Regions from separate parts of the Mus musculus genome. Here regions 2 and 3 are each linked to region 1. A link is a loop called in an ENCODE intact Hi-C map of the cell type or tissue named here. Cell type or tissue: gastrocnemius. All regions are shown on one strand.

The links. A loop is a pair of places that touch in the nucleus more often than their neighbours do. Peaks named below come from ENCODE experiments on the same cell type or tissue, not always from the same donor. Only the 100,000 strongest peaks of a DNase experiment are listed, where the experiment ranks them.
Region 2: it touches region 1 in a loop (2.3-fold over the local background); 5 of 42 quality-filtered maps call a loop at or near these places.
Region 3: it touches region 1 in a loop (5-fold over the local background); 15 of 42 quality-filtered maps call a loop at or near these places.

The regions. Positions count from the first base shown.
Region 1 is chr17:7,820,047-7,825,046 of GRCm38, forward strand. All of the region lies in intron 1 of Fndc1 (fibronectin type III domain containing 1), which reads right to left. Among named protein-coding and RNA genes, the nearest start is that of Fndc1, 4.8 kb to the right of the region's middle. In gastrocnemius, a CTCF peak has its summit at 1,974; a DNase peak (open chromatin) is centred at 1,961; H3K4me3 peaks cover 1,323 bases; H3K27ac peaks cover 1,115 bases.
Region 2 is chr17:7,654,590-7,659,589 of GRCm38, forward strand. No RefSeq gene overlaps it. Among named protein-coding and RNA genes, the nearest start is that of Gm33158, 19 kb to the left of the region's middle. In gastrocnemius, a CTCF peak has its summit at 2,112; no DNase peak of the experiment used is centred here; H3K4me3 peaks cover 452 bases.
Region 3 is chr17:7,592,525-7,597,524 of GRCm38, forward strand. No RefSeq gene overlaps it. Among named protein-coding and RNA genes, the nearest start is that of Gm33086, 19 kb to the left of the region's middle. In gastrocnemius, no CTCF peak of the experiment used is centred here; no DNase peak of the experiment used is centred here; H3K27ac peaks cover 499 bases.

The DNA.
Region 1 (5,000 bases):
TAAATTTAAATGTGTTTTCCACCCTGGTATTCCTCGAACTGACCATGAGAGAGCTTAGAGAACTCTTACACAGCCGGATAAAGGGACAGTGATCAAACCCAGACCTGGCTGAAATCAAGAACACACTTTCAAAGTTTTTACAGGTCGGGAGCATGTGTGTGCTGGCTATGAGCCTGTGGAGGTAAACCATGAACCGGTTAAGGATGGGATTAGACACACAAGCACAGGTCTCCAATGGGGATGGGACAAGTTTAACAAGACCAATTACAGGCAGGACCTTGTTATAACCACGCCCCTTGTTGGAAATCAGGCATTCCCATTGGCCTGCCCTCGGGGACCTAGCAGCAGCATCTTAGGTCATCTCCTAGATGGCCAGATACACCAGGGGCAGTTCATAAAAAGTTCTGGTCACTCAAGATCGGGCTCTCTCTCTCTCTGTCTCTCTCGTTCATTCTTTTGCTTCTGTTTGTCTGCCTGTCTGTCTATTTCTCATGTCCCCACTCAGAGATGGCCTTTCGATTTCCTCCTCTCTCAATAAACATCTTGCCCTAGACCGATGTGCGACATAATTTCTAAGTGGCACACACCTTGGCCAAAGCGCCCCGACGTCGCCACTTTACCCTAACATCCTCTGGGCCGTTTTGTAATAGGGACTAGGTTCACACCAACTTCAGCTTATGGGAAGCCCTGTTTCCCTGAAGTTGAGCGTCCCACGGTGTGGTGGAACCATTCCTTGGCAGCTAACCACAGGAGAGACCCAGAAAAGGTGCTGCTCTCCATTCATTTCGTCAGCTTACAGTTCCGGTTTACAGACTGTCATGTAGAGAAGTTGAGGCAACAGGAATTTAGAGGAGACATCACATCCACAGGCAAGAGTAGGAAGAAACGAATGCATGAGCGCTTGCTTGTTGGCTTGCTCCCAGCAGCAGAGCTTTGTCCTGTCTTGTAATGCCTACTTCCGCTCACAGTGGGCCGGGTCTTCCTACATCAGTTAACACGGGCGATCTCCAACAGACCTGCCCACAGGCCAATCCAATCTAAATAATCCCAAATAAGACTCTTTCCGGGTGATGCTATGCTGTGTGTAGTTGACAGTTAAAACGAACCAACCCTCAGAGCAGGGCAGAAATGTTGGTACTGACATTTACACATAGCCTAGGGAAGAAAATCTGGTTAGCACAGTTAATTCCCAGACATGTAACCCCAGGTAGCCTGCAGGGGAGGATTGTAGGATTTCGAAGATTTGAGTCCAAATCCTAGGACAAGTATATACTAGACTACATCAGTGGGAGAACAGTTTAACAGCTTTACGCCTGGTTCCCCCAGGAAGAACAGGAGGGTATCACCAAGTTCACATGGTGACTATGGAAACCAAGCATGAGAACAGGAAGAGCCAGTTAGGAAGAGAACATTTTTTAAAAGTCTACCTACAGGGCAAGGGTGAGATTCACATCCGCAGCTTGTGTTTTGTTGAGTATGTTAATGCCACCGCAGAAAACTACACTGCTGTCTGTTTTTAATCAACATTTACAGCTCTGCAATTAAGTTGCTACACTTAACAGTAAGTTACGATAGACTCTGACTATTATAATTAAAATAATTTGCAATATTACCCTAGTCACGAAAGTAAAGCTTGAGGCTGGGAGAGGGAGCTGGGAGAGAGGGGCGTTACCAAGACTATGACCCCCACTCCATGTTTTCTTAATTCTCCCCCATGGTCCAACTGTTTCAACTTTGGCCCGGCCTACAAAGGTGCCCCAACAGCTAAAAAGTTGCAAACCCCAGCTAGACTTAAGTTGCAAACCCCGTATTTATTAACACTTAATTGTTAATGTGCGGTAATGTCGACCATGTCCTTCCCGGTGTGCAGGCAGATCCAACGAATGGCAAGCTAAAGAAAATTTTAAATTTTAAAGAAGCCCAAGGATGACGGCCCGCCTCCGAAAGGCCAGGGGCGCCCTCTATGGACCACAGAACGCAAGTGCTGCCGAGAGCTAGATCCAGAAAGGAAGATTCCAAGATTTAAAGGGAAAGGAAGAAAAGGTATTCTGGTTTGTGCGATTACCCAATGGTTCCAAATACGCAAATGCTCATTTATTAAGGCTGGGGAAGATGTGAGGGCAACAAAAACCACAGTTGTCCCCTTTCCCCCAATTCCCTGCTCTCCCCAAGTTTCCAGTTTGCTCTGTATTTTAACAGATGGATTCTGTGCGTTCACAAATAACTAACTACACAGCAGGCAGGCCTGTTCCCTTCTCGCTTTCATCTTTATAGTTTTAAACACCTACCCCCGTGTTTTCTAATTAAAACAAAAGCTCCTGACGGCTGAAGTTTAGTTACAACGGAGAAATTCCATAAGTAAACAGAGGTCCTTTCCCCAATCAACCTCCGGGAGCAACTCTGGAAATGTTTGTGCCCAGGTTTCTTATTCACACCCCTTGAGGTTGGCAGAGTAGTCGTGGTACCCAAAGATCTCCTCCTAAGTCCCCAGAGCCAAGAAAGGTGAGAACTCTGGAGCTGGAAGTAAAAGAAACCTGATAGTGTCCAAAGTCGCCCGAGGGACACAGCCCTGGATTTTAGCCCCAGGAGACCCAATCTGGAATCCTGACCTCCAATACCATCTTACCAATAGCATCATTCCTGCTGCTTTAAGCCAAAGGTGTGTGGTCATTCCTCACAGCAAACAGAGGGAAAGGATGCAGCCCACATCCATGTCCGTCCCATAGACAAGGGATAGTAGGCCACTGTGACTTACATGTCGAGAGGGTGGGTTGGGGACATGGAGTGGCTTCTAGTGATGGCATTTTAGGGACATGAATTGCCATCCTGCAATCCCACTACACCCCCTAATTTTACAATAATGTTTTCTATGCTCATACAAATGAGTGATATGGGTCATCTGCCTGCTAGGCTCCGAAACACAAACTGAAGCCAAAGGGGTCCAACCTGCTTGCAAAGACAGAAATGAAGAGAGACACACCAGAGAGCTGGGGCCGCCTGGGTCATAGGAAAGTTTCCCAGGGCTTCTAAAGATGAAAGGGTCTCACTGACCACATCTACCCACAAACTCAGATGGACTGCTGAAGGCCAGCAGAGAGGCCGTGATGGTGTTAAGACTCTGACCCTGGCATCTGCACTTCTAACTTCCATTCAGCTGTGTATGCCAGGAGCTATAACACTCTGTGGCCTCTGGATTCCTTTCTACCTTTAAACTTGCAAGGTTCCCATAAAAGTTATACTTGAACGGGATGTCTGTCATCTATCTTTCCCTACTATAGTAGGAATTATGGTAATTTAAAATTAATTTGTTTATAATGGGGGGTGGAGCTCAGGAGCAGTGTGTCTAGCATGTATAAGGCCCTGTGAAAAGTTTGGTTGTGTGTATGCATGCGTATGTGCGCCCACATATGTATGCGTGTGTGTATATGCATGGATGCTGTGTACTCTCACATGTGCCCTGCATGTGCACATATGAATGCACACTTGCACACGGAGGCCAGAGATGGTCTTTGGAAGTCCGTTCTCATGTTCTACCTTATTGGGGCGGAGTCTCTCTTGCTTCTGTTGCTGTACTGTGCATCCCCACGCACCTGATTCACAACTGTGCGTAATTTGCAGTGATTCTCCCATCTCCACCTCCCATCTTGCTCCAGGAGCCATTGCAGATGTATTGCAGATGCATGCCACCATGTCGGATCCCTGTGTAATACTTTGTGTAGTCGCTATTTGAATTCACCATGTCTCATCGTGTGACATTTTAAAGGCACATCTTCATTCATATTGCTATCAAAACCACGTTCATTCCTATCACCATGGCCATAAAAAAGGTTTCTAATACAGAGAAGTATTTCAAGCCTACCAGGGGAGAGACAGCTTAGCTGCATTCAAGTTTTAACTTATGAAACTCAAGTTGCAGGCTGGAGAGATGGCTCAGGGGTTAAGAGCACTGACTGCTCCTCCAAAGGTCCTGAGTTCAAATCCCAGCAACCACATGGTGGCTCACAACCATCTGTAATGAGATCTGATGCCCTCTTCTGGTGCTGTCTGAAGACAGCTACAGTGTAGTTACATATAATAATAAATGAAATCTTTAGGCCAGAGAGAGCAGGGTCGACTGGAATGAGCCAGACTGACTGGAGTGAGCAACCTTCATTCCCAGAAACCACCGATGGCTCACAACCATCAGTACAGCTACAGTGTACCCATAAACATAAAATAAATAAATAAAGTCTTTTTTTAAAAATTGAAATTCCTCACTAGATTTTGTTTGTTTTTGTTTTTTTTTTTTTTTTTTTGTTTTGTTTTGCTTTGTTTTTTGTTTTTTGAGACAAGGTTTCTCTGTATAGCCCAGGCTGTCCTGGAACTCACTTTGTAGACCAGGCTGGCTTTGAACTCAGAAATCCTCCTGCCTCTGCCTCCCGAGTGCTGGGACTAAAGGTGTGCGCCACCACCTCCCGGCCTCTTTGATTTTTTTTTTTTTTTAAAGAAAGAAATTCAAGTTGCATCACTGACAAGAAATTTGTGCAGTTACTTAACGAGAGATATCAGGCTCAGTTTGCTCATTTCTGGAGGGAAAAAAATTGTGAGAGTTATCCAAGTAGGCAACTATAGTTTGTCTGTAGATTTTTTTTTTTTAGAGTAAATACCGCATTCTTCTTATAAAGCAAGTCATTCGAGTGCTGACTGGGAGTCCCGCAGGTGCTTATCCCTGGGGTTAAACTCTTAGTATTTTCAGGCTCCAAGCGGTGGACCCTGTCAGATACCATTTATTACCCAGTAAGCTTTTGTTCACTCATGTGAACATCAACCCAGGAAAGAGGCTGGGACTGAACTCATATCACTTTGAGAATGACTTTGGCCTTGCAGATTCATTAAAAAGCTCTTTAGCTTTAAAGAAGAAAATAGAGATGATCCCTAGCCCTCCCTGAGTGTCTACTGTAAACGCATAGATGGTTTCAGGCCTTCAGACTGGGAGCACCCCTGTTCTTTAATGTTTGCCT
Region 2 (5,000 bases), 170 kb before region 1:
TATAGCGGATTAACACAGCCAATGTTTATCTTTCACTCACGAGATGCTAGCTGGGAGACCCCCTCCCTTCATTGCAGAGTCCACACTCTTTGCAACATGTGTCTTCCCACATCAAGAAGGAGAAAGGTGAAAGAACATAGTAGGTCTTCACTGTCTCCATCCAGCAGTGACACACATCACAGCACAGAGCTCATCACCTAGGTCATACAGCTTGAACCTTATCATAAAGGAGGTTGGGAGGCAGGTGTAGTAACACAGTTCTATAATACCACTCTGCAAGTGGCAGAGGAATGGCTGAGACTTTGAGGCCAGCTGAGCTACACAGTGAGTCCTTGTCAAAATACATGCATACACACATACATCCACTTATACACATATGTGAAAGACTGAAAACCATATGTGCACACATGTTTAGTGAGCCTTAATTATCCACTCTAGCCACTCACTAGCTGTGTAGCATTGGATAGTTACTTAGTTTCTATGAACCCCAGTTCTTTTAATTGTGAAGATAGATGCCCTGTAAGTGTGTTTCAGGATCAAAAGGGGAATTTTTGATGCCAAGTCTCCGGGCATAAATGACCAACTTAGAGTAAAGTTTCAGTATACTTAGTATCTGCAATTACAAAGGTTGATATTTAAATATAAGGACTAGTTTAAAGCCACACCACTGTGTATACCCCAATTTCATCTAAATGTAAGAGCCATGTTTTCTATCTCTCTATCAGTAGTTATCTTCAATATCATAGTATTTCATAAAAGTGATGATTATTTAAGAAGGTTAGACAATACACACATGCGTGCATGCATGAACGTGCACACTCATACACAATGTATTCTTCCAAGAATTTTACTTAGTCATCTGTTGCCCTAGTCTTTGTCCCCTAGAGATGGTCCTTGAGGGTAGGGGGTAAAAAGGCACGCAACCAATGACACAGACTCTGGAAGTCAGGTGAAAAGCAGTAGCGAACTTGTTTATTGCAGGATCGGGGTGTGCCTCTATATCCTCCGCTCGTGCCCCAGTGGTCCATGACATCTCACTCCCTGAAGCTGGCAGCATCCGACGAGTTGTTCTGGCCATGCACTCTGTTGTTGTTTGTCTCCAGGCATCAGTCAGATTTCAAGGTTGCCGAATGTGGAAGTAGCTGTTTGCGCATGCGTGGGTCATTCTGCCAGTCAGGATTTGCTGATTCGTTCCTCCGGCAGTTTTCCATCTATTAAATACAAACATTCCCCAATATATTTAAAGTATTGTATCTTTGCCTGGATGCAAGCGTACAGACCTCAAAGTCCTATTCTTTAATCTCAAGAATGGGTGTGTGTGTGTGAAGGAAAAATAAGATGACTCATGGTGTGATGTGAAATGAGGGAGACACTGTGCAAACGTAGTGACAGAGGGGGTGTGAGTGACACTAAAAAGGTGTTAAGGGTGTTTGTTCTAGGTGCACCCTAACTCATTTTAGTAAATGCTCATTTTAGTTCTCTAGAGGAACAGAACTAACAGAATAAACACACACACACACACGGGAAATTTATTAGGATGATTCACAGGATGCGGTCCAGCTAATCCAACAACAGCTGCCTATGAACAGAAGGTACAAGAATGGAGTAGTTGCTCAGTCCATTAGACTGGATCTCTCAGCTGGTCTTCAGTATATGCCAGAATCCCAAAGAAATAGGCTCTAATGACGGTGAAGGAATGGACTTGTTAGCAAGCTCGAGAGTAATCAGGAAATAGCAGGCTTCCTTCTTCCATCGCCTTTATACAGGCTGCCAACAGAATGCTTGGTTCACATAAAAGGTGGATCTTCCCATCTCAAATGTTCACATTCAAAGTGGTCTTCCCAATTCAGATCAAGAAAAAAATATCTACGGGTGTTCCCAGCCATTTGGGCTTTAATTAATTCTTGATGTAGTCAATTTGACAACTAAGAACAGCCATCATGCATGGATAGGAGATTATATGTGTATCAGTTAGGGTTAAGTTTCTAAGACTAGAACCCTTTCTTTTTGAAAAAGAAAAAAATATTGTGTTTATAAGGATGTGTCAAAAAATGTATTGTGTTTATAAGAACATGTCTTCTTATATTGTGTGGACTGACCACTAGGGGTGCTGTTGACCATTTAGTGACTAGGAACTCCTAAAAGTCACTGTGGACAACAGGAAAGATTGTTAAATCCGTAAAGTGCTTGCTCTGTAAGCACAAGGAACTGAGAGGTTTTGATCCCCAGTACCCACTTACAAATCTGGGTGTCACAACATATGGCACCTGTAACTCCAATGCTAGGGCAGAGACAGGGGGTCCTTAGGGACTCAATGGCCAGAGACCTAGGGCAAACACAAGCTCCAGGTTCAATGAGGAACCTTGCCTCAAACAATAAAATTGAGAAGAAGAGATTGAGGAGGTAGCTTGACATCAGTCTTTGGTATCTGCACTCAACTTGAGTGGGCAAGCACACATACCTACACACACACACACACGCACACACACACGCACAGACTCAAATCCCACACACGAAGTAAATGAAATAAAAATAAATACCACATACCGAGGAAGGAGTCACAATTTCGAAATCTGATTCTCTACCTGTCTAGCCTTGCTTTCACATGCTCAGGCATGGGTGTCTCCGTGTCTTCTCTGTTGATATCCAAGATAATTTCTAGACCCACTCACACTGATGAAATAGATCCGAACCCAAGCACAGCATCCACTGAGCTTCCTGGGGGAGCAGTAGATACAAAAGCCATGCCTCTGGTCCCGACATTAGTCCCAGGTCATCCAGAACATGGATGCTGGAAAGTTGAAGGAGGCTTGAGCTATGTTCTCCATGGTCCTGAGCACAGAGAAATATTTAGAAGTAAGGTGCTGCTGTGAAGGAACTGAGAGGCAAGAGAAGGCAGAGATGTTTAATAGTCTGAATATCACACGATGGAGCTGTATATTAAAATACTCCATATACATACATACATAGCCATATATATGGGGTGTACTGGCTAGTTTTGTGTCAACTTGACACAAGCTGGAGTTATCACAGAGAAAGGAGCTTCAGTTGAGGAAATGCCTCCACAAGATCCAACTGTAAGGCATTTTCTCAATTAGTGATCAAGGGGGAAAGGCCCCTTGTGGGTGGGACCATCTCTGGGCTGGTAGTCTTGGTTCTATAAGAGAGCAGGCTGAGCAAGCCAGGGGAAGCCAGCCAATAAAGAACATCCCTCCATGGCCTCTGCATCAGCTCCTGCTTCCTGACCTGCCTGAGTTCCAGTCCTGACTTCCTTCAGTGATGAACAGCAGTATGGAAGTATAAGCTGAATAAACCCTTTCCTCCCCAATTTGCTTCTTGGTCATGATGTTTGTGCAGGAATAGAAACCCTGACTTAGACAAGGGGTTTATGTATTTGTTTAAAATAGTTTAAAGTTTACAAAGTAAAGATTAGTAAGACAGAATAAAGTCATGAATAATTATTGGCTTTGACAAATAAATATAAGAATCATTTTCCCAAGTGAAAACCACAGTAGATATAAAAATGATTTCTGTAGGAAGATGGTTTACTGTAAAATCGTGATCCAGAAGGGTATGTGATGTGGTATAGATACATGAAAATGTTCTGTAGTGTTTTGAGATAATGCTTTTGGAAGTATCCTTTTAAAAATCAGAATAATAAGCAGTATATACTAAATGAAAAGAGAGAGAGAGAGAAAGGTCTAGGCATATATACAAATAGCTCACAAATATTTGCATGACTTTCTTTTGAAATGATTCTTCCACTTTTGTGAACTATTCCATCTTTATCATTATTAACACTCTCCAGTTTAAAGTCTACCTTCTCTGGTGTTAACATAGATTCACTAGTTTTTGTGTATACCATTAGCTTGGTGGTATGTATATATATTTTGAAACAGGCTTCTGTGTATCCCAGGCTGGCCATCAACTTGCTACATAGCTGAGAATGACTTCAAACTTCTGATCCTCCTGCCTCTGCCACAGTGGTTTGTGCAGTGCTGAGAACCAAAGCCAGGGCTTTCTCCATGCTACACAAGTGTCCTACAATAGCTCCAGCCCATGGTTCTCTGTTTGGTGTGTCTTAATGTCACTTTCTTTCAACTTCCCTACTCCTGTTCAAAATGTGTCTCTTATAGACAAGAGGGCTTGATTATAAAGTAGACTCTCTTCATTTTGCTATGTTCTACAGGCTAACCTCAAACTCATAATTCTGCTTCACACTCTTTAGTTCATTACTGAATCCAGTCCAGATAATCTCTGTCTTTTAATTAGCATGGTTTAGTTTCCTAGTGTTTAATGTGGCTGGTTTTAAGTCAGCCACATTGCTATTTGTTATCATTCTATTGTCTAGTCATTTCTTTTTTCCTTTGGTGTTAATAAGATATTTTTACGATGTCACTTTTATTTCTCATCAGATTATCTTATTTCATTTATCTGAGAATCTCTCTCTCACACACACTTATCCCTTTGTTCTGTCAGAGAAATTGAACATCATCAGAATCATTCCTCTGAATACAATGAGTAACTTTGATTTTTCCATTTCTAAATTGCTTTTATTGTCTTTGTTTTTCCTGAACTTAGACCTAAATCTTCTTTGAGGTGCTAGTATTCATAATGAATGATTTGCTGCATTTCTTACCATTGTAGGTGGGTCTTTAAAAATCTAAATTTGGGGTGATTTTGATTTTTCTATTTAGATTCTTTTCTTCTCCCACTCTTACTGTCTTCTTTCCCTGTGTCATAAACACACATGCCTCAGAACACTGGTGTCCCACGGATGCCTAAGGGTCTGTGCATTTGATTTTATCTGCCCCCCCCCGCCCCCCGCTCTTAACGCTGGATAATGTGGCTCTCTCATTGAATTCACTGACCATTGTCTCATTTGACTTTAATCTGATTGTTCAAATAATTCTTCCGTTGTAGGTGTTCTATTTGTCTTTTCTTAAATTTCTGCTTGGTTCTTTTATTTAGATTTATATTTCCCCGAGAATCACTGCTCA
Region 3 (5,000 bases), 230 kb before region 1:
GATTTTCTCATAGAAGTAAATCAGACTTGATGACACATTTTCAAACTGCTAAACAGACATGACACCCTTCTCCCTTACATCTAGCTACCCGGATGGAAATGGTGAGACCTGAACACAGCACCAGATGCAGACTGAGCAGAGCCCAGCGTGCAGGTCCCCAGGGACCACGTAGACACAACACCTGGCACTGAGTAAGACACCATCCCAGAGACAGGACTATTTTCTTTAGGGATCCTGAAGAGTCTGCTGAGACTGTAGGCTCAAAGTTTCTCTGCTAAAAACTAGTGTTTTCTGCTGTCACCAGCATCAGACATTCCTAGCTACGGCTCACAGGACCCTGTGGGGTCAAGTGTGAGTCAAGAGAGCCACTGCCAACCAGACTTATGCTTAATTTGCTCTGCTGTTTATGAGGAAACAGAAGGATGAGTTGATAAAGTTATACTTTTTCTCTAAAAAGGATTGGGGGTGGGGAAGAAAGTCAGGTCAAGTTTTTTGTTTGTTTGTTTTGCCACAGGGAGGGAAGATGGGATTATTCAACTATTGTACAAGGCTCTGTGTGAGGTTGTAGATAGATTATAGGTCAGTGTCCTGATGGGTTACAGAACACCTATGTCTTCTCAGGCAGGATGAAATTGCATTTGAACACCTTTCTCATTTTAGTTGGTGATACAGCCTAAGTTTCTAATGAGTTGTCAATCATAACAGAGTAATCCGTGGACCCAACAACTGGGCAGGCTTCTGATGCACATCTCTGGCTTGATCAAGCTCCAGAGGCATTGATGTTGGGAGGACAGGACCCCAAAATAATGACAGGATGGCTTTCAAGGAAAAATATTACTTCCAACCTTCACAAGGAAGTTCCCAGGAAGGCAGGAGCAAGAGGAAAGACCAGCTCCCATGTCGGGTGTCCCACAGTGGCACCTCTATGCCACCAGCTCTCATGTAACGGGTCCCACAGAGCTTTCTATTTATGGGTTTTGGAACTTCTGGGGTATCCCACCAACAGAGATATATTTTATTTGTGGAGCACTTACCATTGTGAACTCATCCTTTTAGGTCACCCCTTCCTTTTCTGAGCTCCACTCTCTGCTCAGCATGTTCTCTTACACCTCCTCCCTTGGCATGTGGTGAGTCCCCCTAGACTGGTGGCTTCTTTCTTTCCTCTGGCCATAAGAGATCTCGGGGGACCCTTGCTGTTCTTGCTTATGTGAGGTGCCCTGTGTGAGGCTGGGTCAGGCTGGTGGCCACTGGTGTTGACTGGTAGTTTACTGTAGTCAATGGAGAACAAAACCCCTCGTTCTTAGAAGTAGATGTTACCTTAAAGCTTGGCAGTTATTTACCATTCTATATCTATCTATCTATCTATCTATCTATCTATCTATCTATCTATCTATCTATCTATCTATCTATCTATCTACCTATCTACCTATCTACCTATCTATCTATCTATCTATCTATCTATCTATCTATCTATCTATCTATCTATCTATCTATCTACACCAGACTTGAACTCACAAAGCTCCTGCATGCAAGCCTCCTCTCACCTTGGTAGACTGTCACCCTCTGTAACTGTGGACAGAAGAAAACCTTTCTTCTCTCAGGCTGCTTTAAGTGTTTTCTCACACTGAGGGGGTAAGTAACCAATACAGAGCCTAGGTGTGTGATTTTTATTTTATTTTTTTTCAATTTTTATTAGATATTTTCTTCATTTACATTTCAAATGCTATCCTGAAAGTCCCCTATACCCTCCCCCTGCCCTGCTCTCCTACCCACCCACTCCCACTTCTTGGCCCTGGCATCCCCCTGTACTGGGGCATATAAAGTTTGCAATACCAAGGGGCCTCGCTTCCCAGTGACAGCCAACTATGCCATCTTCTGCTACATATGCAGCTAGAGACACGAGCTCTGGGGATACTGTTTAGTTCATATTGTTGTTCCACCTATAGGGTTACAGACCCCTTCAGCTCCTTGGGTGCTTTCTCTAGCTCCTCCAGTTATTTTTAAAGGCATACTCACATCAGCTTTTCTTCTGTAAATTTATCCTTCAATTTGAGTTGAATCAATTTGAGTGCATATTTGTTTGACTTTTGTCTGTGGGACTTGGAAACCCTAAGCCGGAGATTCTCCTCCAGAGGAGAATAATAGCAAGCTGGCACTTTTGCTTAGAGTTTGAAGCTTCTTATTCTGTTTTCAAAGACTTATTTAGGGCAGTGTTGTGTCTTTGGAGATTTCTCTGACTTTCTAGAGCCTAGCGATATTAAAAAAAGAAAAAGCTAATATAAAGTCCATTCTTGCAGACAGGAGCCATGTGGAGGGAGAGACCTTCTTAGTACTGTTAATGAGACCCCATAAATTCCTCTTCCTTTGTCTCTGGGTCCCCCAGCTCACTTAAACTCATAGATGATGATTCCGTGCTGTTAGGGCCAGTGCTGAACTATTATTCCCCACTGGCTATTTCTAAGTGGACAGTGTAGATAAAGAGAGCTGCTTTCAAAGGCTGCCTTATTAAACATTCTTGGAATTTCTCTGTAAATGTCATAGAGAAGGAGACAAAACGTTTCTGAGACATAGAGCCTAGGAATAGTGTGGAAATGCCGAGTTTATTTGTGTCTGCTTCTGTCTAGGGTAGATTTCAGACTGTCCTGGGTCATATCCTTTGTAACTCTGAAGTCTTCTGTGTTCGAGCCAAGTATGGAGTGTTAGCCCTGAGAATAGGATCTCTAACCCTCTTGTCTAGGAAGAGATGTTTCATTGATTTTAGGCATGAATATACTGAGTAAGAGATCTGCCCTTTAAGGCTGTTGCAGTGAGGGCTGGGGGTATATCTTAGTGGTAGAGAGATAGAGAGGGAGAGGAGGAGGAGAAGGAGGAGGAGGAGGAGGAGGAGGAGGAGGAGGAGGAGGAGGAGGAGGAAGAGATTTTGCTGTTAAGGATTTCAACACACATGATGGTTAGTCTTAGTTTCAACTCTGCAGGGTCTGGATTCACAAAGGAGATGAGTCTCTGTGTATGCCTGTGTGGGATTTTCTAGATTAGGTTAACTGAGATGGGAAGACCCACCTTAAATATGGGTGGCACCATTCCCTGGGCTGGAGTACTGATAAAAAAGGAAAAAGTTAGACAAGCACAAGCATCCACCTCTGCTTCCCAAATGCAGATGCCTCCGGCTCTGGCCATCACAACTTCCTTGCCAAGTGTGGTGGTTTGAATGAGAGTGGTCTCCGTAGGCTCATATGTTTGAATGTTTGGTCCCTAGCTGGTGGAACTGTTTGGGAAGGATTAGAAGGTGTGGTCTCTTTGGAGGAGGTGTGTCATTGGGGGTAATCTTTGAGGTTTCAAGAGTCTTGTGTGATTCCCAATTATCTCTCTCTGCCTCTTGCTTGTGGATCAAGATGTGAGTTCTCAATTGTTTATTATGCCTAAGCTCCACCATCATGGACTCGAATCCTCCAAAACTGTAAGCACAACTAGATGCTTTATTTTATAAGTTGCCTTGGTCATGGTGTTTTGTTTAAGTAATAGAAATATGGCTTATACACTGTAGTAGAATGTATCTTCAGACTCTGAGGGAAAATGTTTCTGTCCTTTGAGATGCTTTATTCCAGGTATTTTGTCACTGTATGAAAACAGTAACTAATGCAACAGGTAGATCTTTTTGTTTTGTTTTGTTTTTTCGAGACAGGGTTTCTCTGTGTAGCCCTGACTGTCCTGGAACTCACTCTGTAGACCAGGCTGGCCTCAAACTCAGAAGTTCGCCTGCCTCTGCCTCCCAAGTGCTGGTAGATTTTTATGAGGACAAGTTATTGAGTCTCTGTCTGTGCTTATGTCTGCAGTTTAACGTTTCCTCCACCCATGTCCTCAGACAGGAAGGTCTTAAACCACCAGTCATCTGTCCTCATTCTTTAAATTTGTTCTTTCCTGGGATTCTTTGCCACAGGGGTCTGATTTGTCCTCTCTGACTTCACCTATCACATGTCAGTGAATATATTTTCTACGCCCTTCTCTTCATTTTTCTTTCAATTTCTTGCACGATTAATTACAACTCCATTTTCCCAAAGCAGCTTGCTCTTTGGATTTCTTTTGTTGTTAGTTTTTTTATTGCTGAGGCTTCAGTAGAAAGCCCTGTGTACGCTGGGCAAACACTCAACTGACAAGCTACATTTCTGGACTTCCTTTTGCTTTTGTAAATGCTGAGACAAAGTCTCACCTGTCTTTGCACTGGCCTTGAATGTTCTCAGCAGTCCAGGCAGGCTTTGAACTACACTTGTTCTCCTATGGTCTTCCTGGAATCTGGAAGAGCAGGTATGTCTACCAGGCTGGCTTCCAAACTTGGACTTTCTTGTTATTCTGTCCTCAGATCTCTGTTGGTTCCTTACTGTTGCTCATATAAACTCTACTATCTTATTGGATGATAAGAAGTTTCCATTTTATTTATATAGACTTAATTTCTATTATTCTCTCTCTCTCTCTTTCTCTCTCTCTCTCTCTGTATGTGTCTCTGTGTGTGTCTCTCTCTCTCTGTGTCTCTGTGTGTGTGTGTGTACAGTGGAGACCAGAGGTCAATATCATGTGTCTTCTATTGTTCTATTTTGAGACAGAGTTTCCCACTGAACCTAGAGCTTCTAGTCAGTGCCAGGCTTAGGTGTGTGCCCATGGTGCTAGGCTTAGGTGTGTGCCCTCAGATCACATGGCAAGCACTTCTATTGATCAAATCAGATCCTGGGCCCTTAGTTTATATTTTTCTTTTTCTCATCTTTAAGATAAATTTAAATTATGAATTGATGTGTTTTATGATATGCGAGGTCATGAGACTTCTTCTTAGGTATCCCATCTTGCCCTGAACTTCCTACTCTTCAACCTCATTCATCTTTTTCCTGAGCGCACACAAATCTCTCCTGCCTTCATGTCACATGAGTGCCACTCCCTGCGAGGCTTCCCTCACACTTAAGATTTCTTCCTTTCTTCTCATGGTTCTCTCTCTCTCTTACACACACACACAC